3 separate regions of the Mus musculus genome follow, and regions 2 and 3 are each linked to region 1. A link is a loop called in an ENCODE intact Hi-C map of the cell type or tissue named here. Cell type or tissue: left cerebral cortex. All regions are shown on one strand. Region 1 has its middle 34 kb from the start of Gm30489. Region 2 overlaps F13a1 (coagulation factor XIII, A1 subunit). Region 3 overlaps F13a1 (coagulation factor XIII, A1 subunit).

The links. Peaks named below come from ENCODE experiments on the same cell type or tissue, not always from the same donor. Only the 100,000 strongest peaks of a DNase experiment are listed, where the experiment ranks them.
Region 2: a loop joins it to region 1, with 2.2 times the contacts of the local background. A loop is called at or near these places in 3 of 42 quality-filtered maps.
Region 3: a loop joins it to region 1, with 3 times the contacts of the local background. A loop is called at or near these places in 3 of 42 quality-filtered maps.

What each region holds. Positions count from the first base shown.
Region 1 is chr13:36,786,243-36,794,242 of GRCm38, forward strand. No RefSeq gene overlaps it. Among named protein-coding and RNA genes, the nearest start is that of Gm30489, 34 kb to the right of the region's middle. In left cerebral cortex, a CTCF peak has its summit at 3,319 (motif pointing right); DNase peaks (open chromatin) are centred at 3,327 and 6,586.
Region 2 is chr13:37,007,440-37,015,439 of GRCm38, forward strand. The region is part of intron 3 of F13a1 (coagulation factor XIII, A1 subunit); the gene reads right to left. Among named protein-coding and RNA genes, the nearest start is that of Gm30240, 22 kb to the left of the region's middle. In left cerebral cortex, no CTCF peak of the experiment used is centred here; DNase peaks (open chromatin) are centred at 683, 3,533 and 5,927.
Region 3 is chr13:36,887,776-36,895,775 of GRCm38, forward strand. It overlaps F13a1 (coagulation factor XIII, A1 subunit), which reads right to left. Exons shown (of 15, transcript NM_028784.3): 13 at 5,031-5,191. All of the region lies in intron 2 of Gm30489 (a long non-coding RNA gene), which reads left to right. Among named protein-coding and RNA genes, the nearest start is that of Gm30489, 68 kb to the left of the region's middle. In left cerebral cortex, no CTCF peak of the experiment used is centred here; DNase peaks (open chromatin) are centred at 559, 3,217, 4,089, 4,641 and 3 more places; H3K27ac peaks cover 2,079 bases.

The DNA of each region.
Region 1 (8,000 bases):
CAGGATCTGTTGTTATGTCTCCCTTTTCATTTCTGATTTTGTTAATTAGGATGCTTTCCCTGTGCCCTCTAGTGAGTCTGGCTAAGGGTTTATCTATCATGTTGATTTTCTCAAAGAACCAGCTCCTCGTTTGGTTGATTCTTTGAATAGCTCTTCTTGTTTCCACTTGGTTGATTTTGCCCCTGAGTTTGATTATTCCCTGCCGTCTACTCCTCTTGGGTGAATTTGCTTCCTTTTGTTCTAGAGCTTTTAGGTGTGTTATCAAGTTGCTAGTGTGTGCTTTCTCTAGTTTCCTTTTGGAGGCACTCAGAGCTATGAGTTTTCCTCTTAGAAATGCTTTCATTGTGTCCCATAAGTTTGGGTATGTTGTGGCTTCATTTTCATTAAACTCTAAAAGTCCTTAATTTCTTTCTTTATTCCATCCTTGACCAAGGTATCATTGAGAAGAGTGTTGTTCAGTTTCCACGTGGATGTTAGCTTTCTATTATTTATTTTGTTATTGAAGATCAGCCTTAGTCCATGGTGATCTGATAGGATGCATGGGACAATTTCAATATTTTTGTATCTGTTGAGGCTTGTTTTGTGACCAATTATGTGGTCAGTTTTGGAGAAGGTACCATGAAGTGCCGAGAAGAAGGTATATCCATTTGTTTTAGGATAAAATGTTCTGTAGATATCTGTCAGATCCAGTTGTTTCATAAGTTCTGTTAGTTTCACTGTGTCTCTGTTTAGTTTCTGTTTCCATGATTTGTCAATTGTTGAAAATGGTGTATTGAAGTCTCCCACTATTATTGTGTGAGGTGCAATGTGTGTTTTGAGTTTTACTAAAGTTTCTTTAATTAACGTGGCTGTCCTTGTATTTGGAGCATAGATATTCAGAATTGAGAGTTCCTCTTGGAAGTTTTTTTTTTTTTTTTTTTTTTTTTTTTTGATGAGTATGAAGTGCCCCTCCTTGTCTTTTTTGATGACTTTGGGTTGGAAGTCGATTTTATTAGATATTAGAATCTACTCCAGCTTGTTTCTTCAGACCATTTGCTTGGAAAATCGTTTTCCAGCCTTTCATTCTGAGGTAGTGTTTGTCTTTTTCCATGAGATGGGTTTCCTGTAAGGAGCAAAATGTTGGATCCTGTTTGTGCAGTCAGTCTGTTAGTCTATATCTTTTTATTGGGGAGTTGAGTCCATTGATATTAAGAGATATTAAGGAAAAGTAATTGTTGCTTCCTATTATTTTTGTTGTTAACATTGGCATTCTGTTCTTGTGGCTGTCTTCTTTTAGGTTAGTTGAAGTATTACTTTCTTGGTTTTTCTAGGACCTTGTTTCTATCCTTGTATTTTTTTTTTTGTTATTATCCTTTGAAGGGCTGAATTCGTGGAAAGATAGTGTGTGAATTTGGTTTTGTCGTGGAATTCTTTGGTTTCTCCATCTATGGTAATTGAAAGTTTGGCTGGGTATAGTAGCCTGGGCTGGCATTTGTGTTTTCTTAGTGTCTGTATAACATCTGTCCAGGATCTTCTGGCTTTCTTAGTCTCTGGTGAAAAGTCTGGTGTAATTCTGATAGGCCTGCCTTTATATGTTACTTGACCCTTTTCCCTTACTGCTTTTAATATTCTCTCTCTATTTAGTGCATTTCTTCACGAACTATTCCACAAAATAGAAGCAGAAGGTACCCTACCCAATTCGTTCTATGAAGACACAATTACTCTGATACCTAAACCACAAAAAGACCCAACAAAGATAGAGAACTTCAGACCAATTTCCCTTATGAATATCAATGCAAAAATCCTCAATAAAGTTCTCGCTAACCAAATCCAAGAACACATCAAAACAATCATCCATCCTGACCAAGTAGGTTTCATCCCAGGCATGCAGGGATGGTTCAAAATACAGAAATCCTTCAACGTAATCCAGTATATAAACAAACTCAAAGACAAAAACCACATGATCATCTCGCTAGATGCGAAGAAAGCATTTGACAAAATCCAACACCCATTCATGATAAAAGCCTTGGAAGGATCAGGAATTCAGGGCCCATACCTAACCATGATAAAAAGCAATCTACAGCAAACCAGTAGCCAGCATCAAAGTAAATGGCAAGAAGCTGGAAGCAATCCCACTAAAATCAGGGACTAGACAAGGCTGCCCACTTTCTCCCTACTTATTGATCATTGTACTTGAAGTCCTAGCTAGAGCAATTCAACAACAAAAGGAGATCAAGGGGATACAAATTGAAAAGGAAGAAGTCAAAATATCACTTTTTGCAGATGATATGATAGTATATATAAGTGACCCTAAAATCTCAGTCTAAATAGTCTGCTTTTCGCCATCTGGTAAACTCTGGAGTCAGTTGTTATAGTTGTCTCTGGTTAGAGCTTGTTCCTCTCGTGATTCTGTTATTCTCTACCAGCAGACTGGGGACACTAGCTCTCTCCTGAGTTTCAGTGTTCAGAGTACTCTCTTCAGTCAGGCTCTCCTCTTACAGGGAAGGTGCACAGATATCTGGCGTTCAGACTTGCCTTCTGGCAGAAGATGAAGGCCCGAAACAGGACCTGTCCCAGAAGCTGTTAGCTTATGTTGTCCATACTCTCACCTGTGCAGACTAGTCTCGGTGGAATCTGGGAGCCAAGATGTCTCCCGCAGATGCTCAGGCAAAACCCTCCCAGGCGGGGCAGACACCTATCCTCTGGCAGGGAAGTTGCCTGGATGTCTGGAGCCCGAAAAGGGGGCTGCCTCAGAAGCTCTGTGGCTCCTGCCTGTCCCAGAAGCTGTTAGTTTCTGTAGTCCACACTCTTACCTGTGCAGAGTAGTCTCGGTGGAGTCTGGGATCCAAGATGTTTTCCACAGATGCGTAGGCCTTGCATAAACTCTTAAACTGTCTTTTTGGATGAGGATACTGCTTGGTTTTAAAAATTACATCTGATTAGTTCAAATCATATACCATAAGGGAGGTTTGCCTTCTGTATGGGAGTTGCAAAGTCTGGATCTTTGCTTAGATGGCTCAGATCAATCAGTCAGTCAAATTTCCTCTTAATTTGTGTTGTGTGTGGTCTTCTAGAGACCATGGAGAGTAGCTCATGTGCAGACAGCTCTAGAGTGAATTTGAATAGTTCTTTGAACATGAGTAAAAGGAAGCTGAGCAGAGTGAGCAAGCTTTATGAAGACAATATTTGTGCAAAGAGGCTTTGCTTACTGCTATAAGCTTGAGAAGTGTCACCTAGGCTGAAGCAGAGCCACATAGCAGGCTGTGCTCTGGCTTCCTTAGCCCTTTGAAGGGAAGTTAAACTACCCATTTCCAGGAAGAGGTTAAAAGCACATTCAGTTAGACCAGTAGAGGGCACTGCATCTCTGTACTTGCCTATGTATTTATCTGTATGTTATATACTATTACATATGTACTATAACAATGTATATTATAGCAGAGCACAGCATATTTATATATTTAACATTCTCTTGAAAATTTCCTTTCTTGCCTTTCCATAGGAATTACTTATGAGTGAAAACATGGTTTGCCGAGGAGATATTTGCGATGGTGTTTTTGTGTGTGAGCTATACAAAAATATTTACCCTTCTTTATCAACAAACATGGGGAATGAGAAAAGTAGAGAATTATTTTAAAAAGAAACATTCTTAATTCAGATTCTAGATTTCAAGGGTAGAGGTCACTGCACTGATTTTTTTTCTCCTAGGAGGAGAGAAATTTCTTGAAATGACTTTCATCGCTCAAATGCCAGGATATGAACCTTGCTTTTAGATTGCTTCCTGCTGTGCTTGGACCCAGACCCTGGAGTTGGAGATGCCTAGAAATAAGAGCCTACAGATCAAGGCCGAGTCCCTGGCTCTATGAAGATGCTCTGGCTTCCCCCAAGCCCCTGTCTCTGTGTACTGTCACTACTTACGAAGGTCCCACTTAAGTTTCTCCATGAACTCTGCATATTTCAAAAGGCTGCATCAAAATGGTTCCCAGAGAGGAGCCATTGTGCATGGTCTCTGCTCCACACTTTTCATACCCAATCGCTCATCAAATGGTCTGAGCAAGCGGGAGTTAAATACCGCGAGGCAGATCGTTAAAGTTGAGAGAGTTGGGCCTTAAGTCCAACGCAGACCTCAGATCCAGGAGGCTTTCTCAGGTAGGGTCAAGTTAGCTGCACTGACTAGGAAGAAACCAGTCTCTTTCCTCTCGAACATCAGGCTTCTGCAGGCTGGAAAACAAGCTTGGAAACCCTCCAAAGTCCAGCTCAGCTGGAAAGAAATGTCACGGACTCACTCTAAAGGGGAGAGGGCTTGCTTTTTAATTTTTGCAGATGAACTCTGCTGCTGTGGCACCCTTGAAGTGTATGGAGATAAAAATCTCTATATAGTCCTAGACTCTCAGCGATCAGACTGCAGTGGAGAGAACCAGAAGAAAGAGAAAGATATGGGCTGGCAGGTGTGAAAGTGAGAGTTCAGGAAGACTGTAACATCTGAAAGAATGTTTACATCTCTGAAACTGTTGCTCACCCTCCTCTCTATTTCCTTCTCCATTGAGAAGTAAAGGCTCACTTCACTAGTAATACATTGTATATTAGCTGTTACAGTTACATGCCTGTAACTTCTAATATAATTAAAAACCATTTAAATACAGAGACTGGGGTCAGGATATAAGAGCGCTGGCTGCTCTTGCAGAGGACCGGGGTTTGGTTCCTAGCACCCACATGGTGCCTGGAAACCTTCTGTAATACCAGTTCCAGGGACTCCAGAGTCCTCTTCTGGCCTCCTTGGGCATCAGGCCTGCTCTTGGTACATAGACATACAAGCAGGCAAAACAATTAAAATGTAAAAAATTGACAGACTAGGCACACAAATGGTTACTAATGAACGAATTCTGGTAACACAGAATTTAAGGAGTCCTGTGACTCTGTTGCTAAGGTCATCTTTGTTTCCTTGGTCATCCTCCTATTCTAAGCCAAGGCAATTTTTTTGCATTTCACTTATAAAAGATTAAATACAAACAAACACCTTGACTACTCAGCTGGACATGGTAATTCAACACCTATAAAACCAGCACTTGAGAGGCTGGAGCAGGAGGAGCCTGGCTAGTTGGAGCCTAGTCTGGGCTACATAATGAGTTCTAGGCTAACTTGTGATACAGTTCAAGAACCTGTCTCAAAAAACAAATGAAAGCAACAGCAGCAAAAGACAGCTCATGTGGTAAAAAACCATCCTGCCTCTATTAGATAAAACTCGCTTGGTTTGGCTTTTCTGAAAAGCAATCAGTGTGTCTCAGGAATTTCTCTTCAATTGCATTTTCATAATAAGAAAGTGAATGAAGATGTAGGCTCCACTCTCTTATTGGAAAGCTATTTTGGCAGTGGGTCTTGGCTAGGTTAGATGTCGACTAGGAAATGAATGGAACTTACTTTGCACAAGCAAGCCCTGTCCTGGCCCCTGTTATGTCTGATTAAACATAAGCAAGATGCTTGCTGGAGGATCAGTTGTTTTACCGCCCTAGAGGTAATGGGTCCAGGGAGAATGGAGCCGATCAATGAGGCAGACTAAAGTCTTATGCCATAGCCAACTTTATTCAGAGCATCAGACGATTTATACTCTGAGTGTTAAAAAGAGTTACATTACTAGCAAGGCGTTCAATCTCAAGGACAAACCTCAAATGGTGGACAAGCTGCATAGAGCAAAACAACATCAACAAACACTGTTTACAAAAGTTTTTCAATAGAGGCATATAAACAAGTAATGATAGCCAGTTATAATGAATAATCTGAAGCAAACTCACTCTTATTCATTACACCTCTGAAGGGTGCAAAAGAACAATCTAAGAATAATTTCATGTTTTGAAGAAGCCAAGGTCTTAAGACTCTCATCTTGGTTTCTTGGAGCTTTCTCTCAGGAATTCAGAAATCTCCACGCATTCTTGCACCATGTTCCAACAGTCAATGAGTGTGGAATTGAGAAAAATTATGAAGAATTTCAAACATTTCTTCTTTTGAGAATTCTCTTAGCCCCATGTTTTAATTAGGCTGCTTATTTTGTTAGTATGTAGGTATTTCTAGTTTGTTGTATATTCTTTTGTCAAATGAATAGCTGATAAAGATTTTTCTCCCATGCTGTTGGCTGCCTCCCTACTCACTTCACAGTTTCCTTCACTGCACAGAAGTTTTTTAGTTTCATGAGATCACACGTTTTGATTATCTACCATATTTCCTGCACCTCTGGAGTCTCATTCAGAATATCTTTACCTTTGCCTATAAGTTGAAGCACTCACCTTACACCCTACTATTTTTTTTCCTAGCAGTTTCAGGGAATCTGATCTTATGTTGAGACCCTTGATTTACTTATTTTTTTGGTGGGGGGGCTAAGTTTCATGCGGGACGAGAGATAAGGATCTAGTTCATTGGTCTGTAGGTTGAAACCCCATTTTCCCAGCTCCATTCTTGGAAGATGATGTCTTTTCCCCAGTGTTGACTTTTGGTATCTCAAAATGCTTAACATCCTTAGCTGCTAGGGAAATAGAAATTAAGACTACTTTAAGATCTTGGCTTTACCCCAGTCAGAATGGCCATCACTAGGAACACAAATAACAACAAATGCTGTTGTGGATGTGTGGGAAGAGAAATTCTTAGACAGCATGGGTGGGAGTGTAAAGTCAGGCAATGGCTTGGAAATCAGTCTGGAGATTTCTCAAAAAACTAGAACTAGAACTGCCAAATGACTCATCTATACCACTCCGAGCGTGTGCTCAAAGGACTGTTTATACTAATATGGAGACACTTGAGTATCGTGTTCATTTCTGCCTTAGTCACAATAGCTAGGAAATAGAGTCAACTGAAATGTCCATTAACAAGTCAATGGATGAGAAAAATGTGGCACATACACACAGTGGAATATTACTCAGCTGTAAAAAAAATGAAACCATAAAATTTAAAGGTAAATGGATAGAACTGAAAAAAAAATTATAGCAAACAAGGTAACTCTGGCTCAGAAAGGTAAATGCCATCTGTTCTCTCTCATATGTGGATACTAGCTTTCAATTTTGTTTTGTATATTTAACTTGAAGCACAAGTGGAAGGGAGGAAAGTAGAGAGGGGCTTCTTAGGGGGGGAATGTAAGGGAGGGGGATAGTCAGGTATAGACAAAATAGAGTACAGAAGTGGAATACTGAAAGCTGGGAGGCTTAAACAAAGAGAGAGGTAGAGTATGGGGGAGGTCAGAGGGTAAGGGAGAGGGCCAATCCAAAGGAAGGTATAGGAAAAGCCATATAGAATTCTACTCTTTCACAACCAAACTTAAAAACATACTTTGAGGGAAAGAAAGCAGAGAGGGGGATACTAAAAATTAAGCAGAGATGTGGTTGGGAGGATGGGGAGAGGAGTAGTAGTAGTAGGTGAGCTAGCCAAAAATAAGGATGTATAAAAAGCTTATAGAAGCTAGTAAGCAAGCTAACTTCAAACTTCAACTTGAAAAAAATCTTTAACAGACTTACCCTGCATGAATGGATAACATTGATCCTGGGGGCCCTTATATGGTAATCACAATACAAGGAATGGGATATCTCCCATTAGTTATTGGTTAGAGAGGCTCCAGAGGTCTCTGAAATGACACAGACTACTAGCATTGCCTTTGGTTATTCACCATAACTACCCAGTAAGACACTGTTGCAGGAGATATCATGCATTTTGACTACAAGGTATAGAGAAATCAGTCTCAAACAGAACAAGGCTAGATTTCAGAGTACTAGAAAGTGCTATGCAGATTTCTGGAGGAGAAAAGAAAAAGATTATCTTACCTACCTCTGGATGCTCCATGCCAATAATATTGACCTGCCAGCCAAGATGTGCCTGCTGGGGCAATAATGGCTTCCAAGTTACAGGGGTATCCAAATGTTCTATGATTGTATTTGTTTTTTTTTTTTTTTTTAAACTTTAGTATATACTGAATATTTATTTTTTTTCCATTTTTTATTAGGTATTTAGCTCATTTACATTTCCAATGCTATACCAAAAGTCCCCCT
Region 2 (8,000 bases), 220 kb after region 1:
GAGTACACAGACCATACCCAGGGGCAGAGGACTCAATGTGTGAGTGGTAACTGATCATTTCCCCCAAACAGAGATGAGTGATCACCCACAATGCAGGGCTGTCATTAAATCTAGCAGAAATAAGGTGTGAGGGGAATTCCTTTTTTAACTTCTAAGGTTTATTACCTTGTGTCTACACCCTAAACAATCTGGCTGTGGTTTTTGTCTTCTCAAAATTTTATCTTGAAGTCTACAAACACAAGTGCTGTCTTTGTGAATCATCTTTATTTTTAAAATTTGGCTAACACTCAAGTGTCTTTGACATGTTTAAAGCAATTTGTTTCACAAATATAAGAGTTGGGGAAGATTGAGATGGTTGAAATGAGATCCTGGAGGCAATGTGTCATTTCCTCTCCCTTGGGAGTCTGATGTACAAATAAGTAAGCTGTTGGATGGAAAATGCCATCGTTGCTGTCCCCACCACCTCGTTCCTGTCACTTTAGTCACAGAAACATTTTTCATTTCTTTTATGAAATTAATTGCTTCAGAATATTAGAGGCTCTTGTCTATCTGGCCACTAACATTCTGCTCAACCTAGAGGGAACTGTCAAGTTAATTTTAAGGTGTGGAGTATCAAGTGTGGCTTTTGCTGTGGGGAGCCAGTTATGAGACTGGGAGAGAAAGGCATGCTTCTTTTCTATTTTTCCCAGACAAGGAAAGGGAACTTAAAATAGCATCAGTTCTTAAGATGGTGCAAACACAAAGCCCAGTGCCTCTATTGCAAGGGCTGAGAGCTTTGTGAAAATGAATGTACCCTCTCCCCCCAAATAAAGTCCTGCTGATGCCTTTCTCTGCAGGCCACTCACTGCCACAGTGTGAGGTGTCATACACCTTGCTACCTGACTACAGGAAGGGCCCAACATCTCAGTCCTTGATGCTGAGATTCATCAGCTTGGCAACTGTAGCAAAATACGGTAGCCTGGGTGACTCAAACTACTGAAGAATATTTCTCATACTTCTGGAAGCTGAGATCTTAAAGATCAAGGTGCTGGGACACTTAGTTCCCAGTGAGGGTCAACTTCTTGATTCATGGTATTTTCGCTTTATGTCCCTGTGTGATTGGCAAAGAAAGAAAATATGTATGTCTGGTCTTGTCCTTTTCTGGGCAGGGCACTAACTTCATTCAAGAATGTTCCACCCTCATAATCATCTTCAAAAGCTCCATCTCCAAATACCATCACACTGGGGGATAGAATATCAATATAAGAGTTGGAGGGAACACATACATTTAGTCCATAACCTATCTCATCTTGCTTCTCCAAACCATCTCTTGCTCTCACACTAAAGATCTCCAGTTTGTTGCCTTGCTTGTACTATACTTAGTCTGAGCTCATCACATCTATTTTCTCCTTTTGGTGAGGAACCATGGGAAACACAGATAGTGATTATTGGATTATCCCAATATTCATGACTGGACCATGGGCCTGACATCTGAAAAGATCCTTTAATAAGGCAGTGTCTACGGAATGTGAAGAACCCTGTGCTCTCCTCACATCCTATGTAGTAAATATAACCACACTCTGGCAGGTTAGTGTGGTTAAGTCACTCTTGCCTACAAAGTATAAACATGAAATGAGAGTCAGTACAATTACTCTCACAGATATTAAAAGGTTAAGAATATGTCAAACTCTTGTCACTACTATCAGATGACACCAACTTTCTTGGAATGAGTTGTAATGTGGCTGCTTTGGGGAGATGACATGTGGAGACATTTACTTTTGCTAGGGAAGACTGGGTCAGATGAAGTTTGTGGCTTGAACTACTCAACAAGCTCCATGCAATTCTTTAAAGTAGTGGTTTTCAGTCTGTGGGTTGAGAACCCCACAGGGGTTGCCTATCAGATATCCTGCATATCAGATATTTACGTTATGATTTATAACAGCAGTTATAAATTATAGTTATAAAGTAACAATGACATAATTTTGTTGTTGAGTGGGTCACCATAGCAAGAGGGACTATATTGCAAGGTCACAGCATTAGGAAGGTTGAGAACGACTAATTTAGAGGCTTGGACAATAGTGTTTGGTCTCTGGATATCCATATGCCATTGCACGTGCCTCCTGTAGTCAGACTACACAGTGTTAGAGCCTCAGAGGCATGTGATTGGGCCCATTTATCCCCTTGTTTTCTCCAAGTTTCTGGTAGTTCCTACTAGTGAGGCCTATTTTCCCTGCAAGTTATCTTTTTATGTTTTCTACTAGCTAAACCAACCAACCTCCACCCAGAATCTTGAGTGTCTACAGCCACCTGCATACCCTGCATATCTCAGACAGGTGCAGAGGCTGGCTTGGCTCTTTACTAGAAGGCAGAAGGAGCTTGAGCCTCTTGTCTCCACTGTGAAGAGGTTGGAAAGGATCCATATATCATCTCCAGTGCTTGATGGATTCATTTCCTAGCTCCATTCCAGTTTGCTCAGGAAACCAGTCCTTATAGGTAGGTTTTCTCCTCTCTACATGTTTTCATCTTTAATGAGGATCTCAGCTTTATCTGACCTCTGATGAATTTAGCCACCATGCAATTCTAAGGCCAACCAATGATACACCCTATCCAATCAAATGTTCCTGGCTCCTGATGCTTTCTTTCTCTCATAGAAACAGAGTTTTCATACATTTGGGAATGTGTCCATATTGTTCACTATAAGATTCTCTCTCCACTCTCTGCCCCCTGACATATTCCTCTAGATTTCTAGAAACTTCCCTGATTTCATACACATATATCTTAGGGTTGTTAAGGACAATACATTTAATTCTTCTGTATGCCAGCATTTCCAACACCCATCCTAGACTCTCCTTGTGTCCCAGATCATGTTCCATTCAATTCTGTCAGATCCTGGCTAACCTTATGTGGGAGGGTATCTAAAGTCCTTATTGTGTGCAGACAATTTCTATACATGCAAAATATGTATGGTGGGGAAAGCGACTATAATTTTGTGTATTATGTATAATTTGTGTATAAAAGTATTATGTTGTTACTTCATGAAATGTACCTTGTGATGGACATCAGCTTTACCTATGAGCAGCAATGGGTGTTAAAGTATTTATAGAAACATGCTTATCAGCATGGCTAATCCTGTTAATTCATCAGACAGTTGACTCTGGACCCGTCTCCTCTTTCAACTCCTCCCTTCTGCCTTGACTACAGATTCAACCTTCAGCATCATCTTTTAGTCACCACTGACTCATGGCACCCAACCTTTCCTGCCCCTTGTGCCATCTCTCTACACTTTTCACTTTGTCTCTCCACATTCCCTCATCAAGTGGTCATGTGTTTTTAGGATGCTGCTTTCTCCAGAGCTGCAGCCAGTCATCGGAAAGAGCCAGTTTGAGTAAATGTATGAGCAAGAGCTGACAGAAAAGGACTAGCTACTGTCACAGGGACTTCTCTTTGAATTAGAGAAACTGCTGTCAATATATCTCCATGCAGAGCATACTCACAATAGATGAACTCAGCCTGCCGTTCTGGGAGCACTTCCTGTTTCGTCATACACAGAGCTGAAGCTCTACATGAGCACAGGCTAGGCAGATGACAACAGCTGCTCAAGTTATGACTCATGAACATAATGTCTGCTTTCCATTTAAATGAATGCTTAAGATTAAATACTTGATTTTATTATAACTCATCTTATTATCATTTTACATATCTCCTCCAGAAACCTGTTTTGAAATTTACGTTTTCTTTCGCAGCTCCAAGCAGGAAATTATATTTCTAGATAGGCTGTCTATCTCTCCCTTCTAGAGCCTTCCCAGAGGCACTTTGGTTAGTCTGTAGAAGAAACAGGTCCTGGCAAAATCTCTTTAACTCTTGTCTCTACAGAGGCCTGCACGTTTTCTTGAGCTGATTCAAAATGCTCTTGAAAACTAATGGTGACTTAATTGGATTTGATCATGTTAATAAGATTCTGATCATTTAATAAAAGTTTTTCTAGGTTTGCATTGGACTCTAACACAATGAAATGGATGTTTGGGGAGGATAATAATGTGCTATGTAGAGAATCCAGATGTCCCAGCCCATCACCAGAAATCAGAAAATAAGTTACCAACCATTAGCAGACTGGCTTCATTATGGAGATTCGGTGCTCACAGGCTATCTAGAATTGACCTCCATCTCTGTGCCTGGAGAGTGCATCCTGCCTAAGCTCTGAATATAGAAAGGGGCTTTAATCCATGAAGGAATTTTTTTTTCTATTAAAGCTAGTGTACATTGGAGAACAAGCCATTTGGCTTTCATGAACAAACCCCTTCACACATACAGGCCAGTCATGGCTCTTACCCTCAAAAAACACTCCTAATTCCTCAACTTTCTTCTCTAGACCTACCTGCCTTGTCTGAGACTTTACTCGACAGCTTTTGCCTGCAGTCTCCTTCCAGACTGCTAGCCTGTTAACTATTGAGTAACTGTTTCCAGAATTCCTATTACTCTGTCTGGAACTGACTCCTAAGCAGTGGTTCTCAACCTTCCTAATGCTGTGACCCTTTAATACAGTTCCTCCTGCTGTGGTGATCTCTAACCACAAAATTATTTGTGTTGCTACTTCATAACTGTAAGTTTAGTGCTGTTATGAATCATAATGTAAATATCTGTGTTTTCAGATGGTAACCCCTGTGAAAGAGTCATCCACCCAAGGGTTGGAATGACCCAAAAGCTGAGAACCATTGGTCTAAAGACAGGTTTAGAATACCAGTGTGCACTCAAGGACATGAGATCGGTATGCACAACAACCATTTGTACCTTTACATTCTTTCCATCAGTGTTCACAACACTGTTGGTAAAAGGAAAAATTAAAATAATTCATATGTTCAATGGAATAATATTTAGTGATGAAAGAGTGAAACCCTGGCATTTCCAAAAATACCAATGGGCTTAGATTCATAATTTTAAATAAGTGTCCAGATATGGTAATACAGATAAGACATGAAGTCACTCAGAATAGAAAAAGCTAAGCTCACAGAAGTAGAATATAATCCTGGTTACTGGGGCCTAGGGAGGGATAGAACAAGGAGGAATATAGAGATTGACTAATGGAGACAAAGAGACAGGTGAATAGGTGAAATGCTTTGGATGATATTATAGCCAAAATCAATGTATTGTGACAATGAAATTTGTCAAAGAGAGGATTTGGATGTTGTCATCACGAAGAAGTAGGTTTGAAAAGACAGATGATCTGTGTGTGAAGTGGATATTCAACACTGTGTACATGTACTCAAACATTACTCTATCCCCTAGGAAAATGTGCAATTCTTACCTGTCACTTAAAGGTAAATTAACTTCAATCAAGCTAAATAGAGCTAGCATAGCTTGCTAAACTTCTGTTATACATACATGCACACTATGAGACGCCAGAATGCAGAATGCAGTAGGACTTTGTGCCACACCAATTCACTGAACAATGCATTAGCTGTGATCTTATGAAGGCTGGTAAATAGCAGTAGACAGAAAGTAAATTGTGAGACTGGAGGAACCACCACAAGCTCTCCTGTAGTTTAGCTAAGAAACTTTCAAAGAGCCAATCAAGGGCTGGGGATGGAACTCCCAGAAGAGTGCTTGTCTGGTCTACACAAAGCCCTGTGTTTAACCTTTAGGATGGTAAATAAAAGAGCAGTGGCCAAGAGAATGTTTAGCCTTAGTCAGGGAAGCAGGTCCAGAGCCCTGATCCTGGATGCCTGGAAGGCTAAAGAAATCCTTTTAAACAGATAGGCTAGTTCAACCCATCATCAAGCAGCGACTCATTCCTCCCTCATTCAGTAGAAAAATTCATAACCATTTATGCCTGGCACACATGTCTATGCGCATGAGAGTGAGGACAGGAAAGAGTGGGGAGTCAGAGATGGAAAGTGACCCATTACAGAAAGAGGAGGAAAGACAAGAAAGGGGGCTGATATCCTGAGAGGTGAAGCTAGCCAAAGACATGCCCAGCTATTTATAGCTCATCTCGAGCAGGCAGTCTGGCTGCTGCTATAGTGGCACTTTATGTGGGTTGTCCTCCTGTAAGAAACACCATGGAGATGCAGCTGCCTATGAACTTGCAATGCTCAGAATAAGGCTGGTAATTGGGTCATCTTATTAGCAAGCAACTATCACTAAGCGGTTGAAAGAGCTTCAGGTTATCCTCCATCAATCCTTGCAGCACACTCAGGGAGGAACCAGAGGGCAAGGGTGATGAATAATTAGTCCACTTAGTGCCTTGCTTTAGTGAGTTTTCTATCCACTTACATGACGCCTCCTTTCAGATGGGAGCCATAAGACCAAGGTGTGATGGTTGGAACATTAGTTTTCATTAGGTATCTTTTCCCACTTTTCTCAGCCCTCACTTCATATTGGCAAGATGCTTTAGAATTATAGGGAACATCCAGTGGTGCCTGCACCACATCACACCTCAGTTCAGATTACAACTTCCTAACCAAGTACAGTTTCAATTCTGTGGGTACGAATGAGCCACGCTTATGAATTCACAAGTACAGGGGATCACAGAAAGACTGGGGCTTAGAGATAGAGAGAGGGGAGAGGGTGAGGTCAGATTAGAGGATCAGAGAGGAGAGGGGAAAATAAGAGGGATGGAGGGAGGTACAGGTGAAATCTCATTCTAACCACTACCATTCTTCCTGCATGTGCTTTACATACAGCGTATGGGATGTAGAACTCACTGGTGACTCTGATATCCTGAGACCTTCACTTTGCTTAGCAAGCATCTCACCTCTCAGAGTGTCACCCAGGACCACATTCCCTGTGAAGATGGAGAATCTCTTGTGTTTATTGGCTGAGATGCATAGACATGTATGCCTACAGGGTGTGTGTGTGTGTGTGTGTGTGTGAGAGAGAGAGAGAGAGAGAGAGAGAGAGAGAGAGAGAGATTTTGTGTTTGTGTGTGTATGTGTGCATGTGTCTTTGTGGGGTTTTTTTTGTGTGTGTACGTATGTGCATACAAGGGTAATAACAACAAGAAAGAGACAAAGATCAAGATGGAGAACGACTCATTATAGAAGAGGGTGGAAAGACTAGAAAGTGCCGCTAGATAGTGAGAGAGGTGAGGATAGCCAAAGGTGTGGATAACCATTTTTAACTCTTCTTAAGGTGGATGAGAAGACATGCAGCGGGGCCTTGGATACTAAGATGTAGGATGAGAAGACATGCAGCGGGGCCTTGGATACTAAGATGTAGGTGCTGGTTGTCTTAGAGTTTCAATTGCCAAGTTGGAACACCATGACCCAAAAGCAAATTTGGGAGCAAAGGGTTTATTTAGCTTGCACTTCTATATTAGTGTTCAACACCAAATGATGTCAAGATAGGAACTCCCTTTTCTCAATGTCCTTACCACCAATAGTCATTGGTCAATTTTTTTTTAAATAATCACCATTCTAACAGGTGGTAGATACAGACTGTGGTTTTAAATCGCATTATGTTGGTAATTATAAATAAAGAATATATTTCATATGTCTGTTGGCCATTCATATCTCTTCTGAGAAACATCTATAAAAATCATTTGCCTATTTCCTCAAATAAGTTACTGAATCCCTGTGAACTTTGGTCCCCAAATTTCAGTGGTGGTTATTATTGCCCTGCCTGGTTCTGGTTTTCTCATTTCTAGTTTGTTGTTAGCATGAAAGACCATTCATATAGATTATGTTCTTTAACCATTCATATAAATTATGTTCTTAATCAGTGTTTATTTAGCTTCATACTCTGCAACAAAACACCTTAGAAAGTTAACTTATAAAGAAAAGGGGAGGGTATTTTGGGGGGGGAGTTTGGATGTTGTAGTCAAGGATCAAGTTTGCCCTACTGCTTTGGCATCTCCATAGCGCTCTGCTGCCAAGGTTAGTTAAACTCACTTCTTTATTGAGCTGTATACAATGAACTGACCTCCTCAATTCCAACGTAAAACAAACATCCTGAGTTTTCCCTAGTTTTGCAGTTGGGGGGCCTCCATCAGAGTGAGCACATCCACGTGATGCCAGCATTTCTGT
Region 3 (8,000 bases), 100 kb after region 1:
CAGGATGCCGGAGGCACACGGCCCCAGAATTCACCTTGTTATCTTCCCTGCCTCACTACAGAGACACACAGAGTCAGGATTTGAAGATGGCCTGGCAATCTTAGCATGAATCATAGCATCAAATGAAAAGCTCTAGTTGGAGCATAAAAATATGATAATTATTGAGACAAACTATGTTAGTATCTAGAGTTAGATGAAATGGATATGGGGTTGAATCATGACGGACCTTGTCCAGACAGGGAAGTATTCCCTTTCCATAGGGGGTGAAGCTTTTCATCACGCTATGGGCCTGATGGTGAGTGGGTAGACTCCTCTCTCTGAGCATGGATGAGCACAGCTTATGTAGGTATAAGTGCTGGATGAGATGGGGCCTTCCCTTGATTTTATTCGGGGGGTGGGGGTCAGCAGTGACACTTCTCATGTGACCTATTCTTACCATCCACGGTAGCTGTGAAGCTGTTGTTAGCTCAGTGCCTTCTAGGTGGGAATGTGGGTCTGGAAGCCTGCCATGCCACTGGGCTTGCCCGCTTTCCTGCACAGTTGCCTCGGCCCATCTTGAGCATGGGAATAAGAAGCTTCATTGTTGAGAACCACAGAACCCTGTTAAATCGCTGCTCACACGCTGTGGGTCACAGCACTTTGAAAAATGTATGTGCTGTCTGCAGACCAGCTTGCTTCCTTCTGTGGCCCCTCTTCTCCAAATGGCAACTGCTCACGAACAATTAAAATGCCAGGGAGCCTTTTCCCCCAAGACTTAAAGCAGCTTTTGACAATCAACACATGGAAAGGCAGAGAAAAATTCCAAGTCTGCTTTTAATAAAATATACTTTTCTCATCAAAATATTTTGATAGCACAGAAAAAGAGATGTATGCTCATTAAAGTTTAACGAGTGTCTCCCCCTGCCATTTCCCATATGAGGATCACGCACCATGACTCATGAAGGGTGGGTGCTGGGCATAGTTAAATAGGGACAAATTTAACTCAAACCCAGTCTCTATCGCCATGGGGATGAATGAAACTCAAGATGTGCCCATTATGATGTAAGAACCTGGCTACTGACCCATGTAGTTTGGTGGATGTAGCTTAGGTTCAGATAGATAGATCTAGTATCATTCCAGGATGTCTAGATTTGCATTAAAAAGGAAGATGGGGGGGTGGCAGGGGGTTGGAGAACATCTGGATTCTAGCTTTCAGGCAGCTACATTGCTGGGATCAAACCTAGGAGTCTTAGAAGGCAATGTTTTGGGGCCAAGACTTTGTATAACTGTTGGGAGGCAGAGTTTTCACCAAAGTCTTTTTCATGGAGCCAATGACAAAGCTTCATCCAAAACATTCTAGACTCAACTCTAAATGTCTCTACATGCTCTGCTGAGCCTATCTTTAGTCTTCCTTGGCTCCCAACCTCTACCCTAAACAAAGCCACTTCTGTGATCTACCCTACCCTCCAAGCAATTCCCCATGGTCTCTCTGGTACCTACATGTATCTCTCTCCATCTCTGATGGTGGAATGATAACCATTCATTGATGACAGCCTATTCCCTTGGTCTAAATTCTTGATAATTCATCAGAGCTGTGATCTCCCAACTTTGCAACCCGCAAACCTTCCTGTCTATGCTGCCTATAAAAGTCCCAGTGTGAAGAACAATGTGGCCCAAAGGTCACATCACACCAAGAGAGATCTGGGAGAGGGGTTTCTGTCCTTCCTTGATCAGGTATGTCCATGAGATAGTCATCCAGAATCATGTACCAACTGTTCACTGTGACATAGTTATCACACATCCTTGGCCCAGTCAACACAAGGATGCCATGATGAAAGAATTGCCATTGCCATTCTCACTTCAGTGGAAAAACAGACTCTGGGAGGCTCAGTGACTTGGTAGGGTTACATGGGTGTCCTGTGGAGAAAACAGCTTTAAATTCCCTTGGTTGCAGGGCTCATGGTTTGGTCACTGTTGTATAAGGCACTAACTTCTCTGGGTTTCTGTCCAGTGAAGGTTACAGTAATACCTATCTCTCAGATAAGATGATACAAGGGCATTACTAAAATTCCAGTGTTTAATATCTCTCAGCTGCTGCCACTACTGTCAGCATGCTGGCTTCCGCCTCCTCCTCCTCCTCCTCCTCCTCCTCCTCCTCCTCCTCCTCCTCCTCTTGCCTGCAGAATGAAGCTGGAAGGATCTGTCCTCCTAACTACCTCTTTCACATTTACCCTGTGCCTGGTTTATCCATGCACAGCATCTGTAAGAGACTCAGTCTTCTGTGAGCCCATCCATGCTTCAGAGGGATGGACAAAGTATTCTAGCATTTTCCTAACACTTGATGAGGTGACATGTTGCAGGTAATTTTGGACCACGTGTTTGGAACCCTTGTGGGCTTTGTACTTTTAGTGTGTTTGGAGTTCCTGCTTTATGCCATTTATCTTACTTAATTCTCTGAAGTGCTCTCCCACATTGCAGTCCAACAGAGTATTTTCTTACCATCTTTCCAGTACCCCCAACAGCAAGCCCCTTCCTTCCCTTCCTGAGCCCTCCCCATCACTCCCAGTGCATAACTGGCTTCTGAAGGATACAGCTCTGTTTTACTATGTCTCCAGTGTCACAGGTGCCTAGTGCCATTCCCACAGTTTCTGAAATCCGGATCTGTCACAGCTGGGTGATATCTGAGTGGCATTAGGGTGAGCAGTCCCTTTCCCTGGCACATCTCATTGCCTGTTTGGATTTACTTTAACCTTGAAATTAGTGGGGTTAATGGTTAGGGCTTGTGTGATAGTGTCTCATCTATAGTTTTTCCAGTCTTAGCCCTGGACAGTATAGATCTTCTTTCTCAGAAAATGGCCTTGACTCTGAATGTCCAACAGAACCAGAACCCCTGCTTCTGTCATGGAAATTAACTCAAACTGAACCCAATCAACCCTGGTTCCAGTCCTGCCCTGGTCTACTAGCATGCAGAATGAGACCTCTGTAATTCTGCCATGGGGAGTTCAGTTGCTCTCAAAGAATCTTAAAAGATAGAAAAAAAATCCAACCTTTCTAATTAATAATACCCCAAAAGATCAAAAGTATCAGTTTCTTCTCTACACACATTTTATTATCAGTGGTGCAATTAAATTCTATTTTGTGCTGTGGTCTGAACACTTCACAGCTTGGAAAAGCTTCTCCTGAGATCTTGGCAGGGACAAGCCATTGCTTCATAATGAGGTGAACATGAGAACTGTCTCTGGTGGGAAAGGCAGAGATCTGAGCATGGGCACAGGCTCTGCTTACATCCCCCTCAGAGCAGCAAAAGATGCCTTTGCTATGTGGCTAAGGGACATCTTCAAGATCTCTGACTATGGAGAGCCAGTGTGCCTCCTGCTGCTGTGGTCCTTGTGCCCCCAGCTAATGAATTCATGCTCTCAGGGCAAGATGGCACTCCTGGAGTAACCCAAGTGCCCTGTTTTCCTGTTTAGCATTTGTTTCTGACTCTACCTACAGAATTCTGATTCTCCCTCAGCCTCATTTGCATTCTGCCTCTTCAGGCCTGTTGTGCAGACAGTACCAATCACAACAGGTCTATGGTAAGTGACTGCATTTCAAGAACAGAAGAGAGAGAGAATGACATAAACCTCCCTAGAGGTAGAGGGTCTGACATTCTGTTCTTCAATAGGCCCTATACATATTCAGCTTTGCGTGAGCCTCATTGTGGGGTGCTCCATGTACCATCTATACACAACCAGATTTTGAGAAGAAGTGGATGAGGCAATTCTCATTCTGCTTCTGTAACTGGACTGCTGGGGTTAGAGACCTAGCTCTCCATCTTGATGATGATGCGATCTTGCACGAGTTTTACAGCCCTTCTGCACTTCAGTTTTCTCACATATAAAGTAGAAACATTTGTACTGCTTACCTGTAGGTTTTATTGAGTGTTGAAAGCTCAGTTATATATGTGATACTTTGATAGCAGCTGCCAGGGTCCAGTATATAAGCAAGCAGAGCAGCCATATTGAATGCCACACAATAGCCATTAGCTTAAAAAGTGGTTCATAAGAAACAAAGCTCATCTCTCACTCCTGCCCAGTGTCCCATCTCTGGGGCCACTTAGATTACTTGGTTACTTTAGGATACTTCATGTTAGGAGGATTTATACTGATCACTCAGTCTTTTCAGAGACAAATGCTCTCCAGACACCAGGGAAGTTATTTAAGGCCACATCCAGGTGGCATATAATACCACTCTCCAAGGTGACCACTAGATGCTTGGCTTCCAGTGCTTGGAAGGGGTCTTGGTAAGGCTGTCTACTGATGCCACCAGAAGCTAGCCTACGCTGCTGAGAAGCAGGTAACCCACTCCCCTGGCTTTCCTTTACCAGTCCCCATGAGCAACTTGAGAAGAAATACCCTGTACTACCTGGACAACCAACTCTGTGCTCTCTGTACAACTAAAGCCATGATCCAAGTGGGAAAAAACAAGCCATGGTGACAGAAGCCAGAAAAATGTGTCATCTTGGTATGTGGGGTAGACTGTGAACAGGATAAAGGCAGGAAGGAGCTCTCTGAAGACCTGGGGATCCTCTATATTTTCATCTAGCTGGTGCTTATAACGGCATATGTATATTCAGCTACTGCTCCCCAGCTCTACACTTCAGCTTGCACATCCTACTGCATACAGTCACACCTCAGTGAATGACATTACTGCCCCAGATGCAGAAGGGACAGTGTAGGTAGTTTGTAAGCCTGACCCACTTTATTCTGAAGACACAGAGAGTTCTGAGTCTCTGTCTCCATCACACATCTTTATCTTCCTCCACAAGTGTGTTTATACCACAGGTTATATTTATATCTGCAGTCACATCTATATATTTAAATAAGGAGAGGAGTGTTATATGCATGCGACTATATATAGAATATTTTACTTCTTTCAAAGAACAGGAAGATCCTAGCTCCATTATGTCTTTTGGACACCCCCTCCTCCCCCCACACATGCACACACAATCTGGCTACTGACTAAGCACTTTGCCCTCCTTTTTTGTCTGAGATGAGATGTTCACTGACCTTGATGGTGATCTTGGGGATAGTCAGTATTATGGACTTTTGTTTGGCCAGGACATCCCTGGACTCGTTGATGCGTGCCGTGACGAAGAAGTGCAAGAAGCCCTGTTCTAGAAGGTGGCTCATGTACTCGCCCGCTCTGACCAGCACCTCCTTTTTCTTGGCTGAAGGGAGGAAAAACCAACAAGGCGGACATCAAGACCTGGACGAGATGGCATATGGCTCACTTGCCCTCTCCCATCCTCCCCTCATTAGCACACAAGTCACCAGGAAAAACAGCAAAAGACAGATACAAGGAGTCAATCAGGGACAAGCTCTCCTGTCTCATGGGTGAAGAAAGAATACACTGGAAATGTAATAGTCAGTGGGGTCTTACTACAGAAAAGAGTTGTCAAACTTTCGAAGCATTGTGTTTGCTGCTGTAAAATGGAAAGGGTAAACAGAGATATTAAAGGTGAATCCTAGGAGCTTCAACCTTGCAGGCTCTGACCTGAGCCAAGGCAATCCCAAGATGGCAGAAAATGAGCATAGAGTGCCCTCGCTCCTCTTTGTGACTGGAGAGACCTCTGTGTGGAAACCTTACTGCTAGCTTTCAGGGTAGAGAATAAGCCCTGCAGAATGGCATGGAGGATGGGAAGTAGTCTCATTCCTCTTTCAATCTCCATGGGGGCTGAGGATGCAGAGTTGTATCTGTAGCCTGGGTCCATTTGCTCACTCTGTGACTCCATTTCCCATAGCCCAGGATTCTAGAGCCCAAAGGACAGTTCTGTAGGCTGAGCCCAGGTATGTATGTCCTTAGAGACAGTGCATTTTGTCCCTTGATGTTTCCAGGGATAATAATAAACAGTGGTCTTCTGGTTTTTCTTAGGGGAATGTGTTTGGCTACTAGGTTTCTTTAGGGCAGCAAGACTTGTGCATCTTCTTTGTACCCATCTTTGCAGGGGTTCTTATCACCACTTATAGTCTCAGCCCCAGGGCTCCCTTCTTCTTGGAGGCAGACCATTCTCTCAATCACAGCACTGAAGAAATGGGACTGTGCACCAGAGCCCCAGAGAACACTGCTCCTGAAATAGTCCATTATATAAGTGCCATGTTGTGCCACCGCACAAGAAATTGTTCTAGATAAAGTTTATTAAACGCGGCAAGAGAAGGAGGAATAGATTTTCACTGTATGAGTGGTGGAGATGGGAGGTTGCCAACATCATTTATGGTGTCTGGGGAAAGCCAAGGGAGACACAGGCTGGAGCTGCCTCATCTCTTCCAAAAAGCAAAGGCAACTAAATATAGCCAAGTGACAATGATAACACCTTTGAAGGTACTGGTTGGTTTAAGTTATTCAAATCTCCCAAGCTGACTCTAGCCTACACATTCCCTTTAATCACCAATCTGAAGTCTGCTCACATTCTCCTTAGAAAACTTTACTTGCAGTAGAGGCACTGCAGGATGCTTGCTTAGGGTCAGACATGTGTGATTTTGCAAAAGACTAGGATTGACTTCAGATTGCAACATGCGTTTTATTGCATGCAATTGATGCCACCTACCTACATTAATTAGTAAATTTGCAAAAGAAGAATGAGGTTCTAATTCCCTTGAAGTGATCTGGGACAAGCCCTGAGTGGTCTGACTGATGGAGCTGTATTAAAATCAACTTGGGCTTAGGTTTGGTCCCTACATGAATTGACTCAATTGAGAAATACATTACATCATTTTAATCCATTAACTCATATAGAGTTATCCCCTCATTTTTAATATTTGCAGGGGAAAGGTTTATTTTGGATACAATCCGTCATGATGCGGAAGGCCCAGGAGCAAGCGTGAGGCTGTCATGTCTGGTTGTGTTGCTTCTACAGCCAGGGAATGGCTTGAGTCCATCCTTTAGTTGGGCTAAGGAGACAAGGAAGATTGAAAGGGTGCATGTGAGGTTGGAAAAGGACTGTGCTCTATTTCTGGTGTAGAGAGATGTGATGAATTATAGTTCCACTCAGGGCCCCAGTTCACACCCATTGGTTCAATGTCCTTGCCCATGGGAGGATCTAGGTTCTGTTACCTTCATGTCTTTAACCATATAAACCCAGTCTGAGTTTCCCACCCTGTTGGAAGGTAACAGGAATTCCAAGGCATTTCACACCTCTCACTCATGGAGTTTCATCCACCCCTTCCTCTCATGTGCACAGGCCAATCAGGTGGACTCGATCTTCAGGACTTGTTCTTAGCACTGTCAACACGACCACTACATTTCAGCTGGATGATGATTACAGCATCCTAACTGGCCTCTGAGCTCCATTCCTGCTTCTGTGAGCTTCTCATCACAGCAGCCAGTGTGATCCTCCTTATTTTTTAATTTAGAAAGTTATCATTGTGTGGGTACAATCGTATGAGTGGAGATCAGCAGATAAGTTACAGGAGTTTGTTCTCTTCCTCTACCATGTGGAGGATGGAACTCAGGTGGCCAGACTTGGTGGCAGGAAATAAAGCCCAAGTTTGTATGAGGGGTGATATTTATTATATGAGTTAAGCCCATCACTTTTCATTGCCTGCTTTTGTTCCTGTTTGAATCTGGTTTTGTTATTGTATGTGAATGACAGAGGCTTGGAAATTTATAAAGAAAATAGATTTAGTTGATTTAGTTTAATATTAGTGGTTGGAGCATCCAAACAGCATGGTGCTGACATAACAGGAAGGGAACTGGCCATGTGCCCAAGGGGCCCTATTTGCAAAACAGCCCTACTTTATAATAAGCTGCTTTCCCAGGAATTGACTCACTCCACAGACCAGTACCAACCCTTCCAAGGTCAATTAGGATCACATATCCTAGTTATCATCCACAAGGTGCTGCCTCTTAAAAACTCCACCTTCTCCTATCATCAGTTTTCACACTGAGGACCACACCAAGTCAAACAAGAATGGTTCTTCATCCTTTGTGTCTCATTGAGCACATTAGATATCCTATGATACCAATGGGATTCTTCTGGC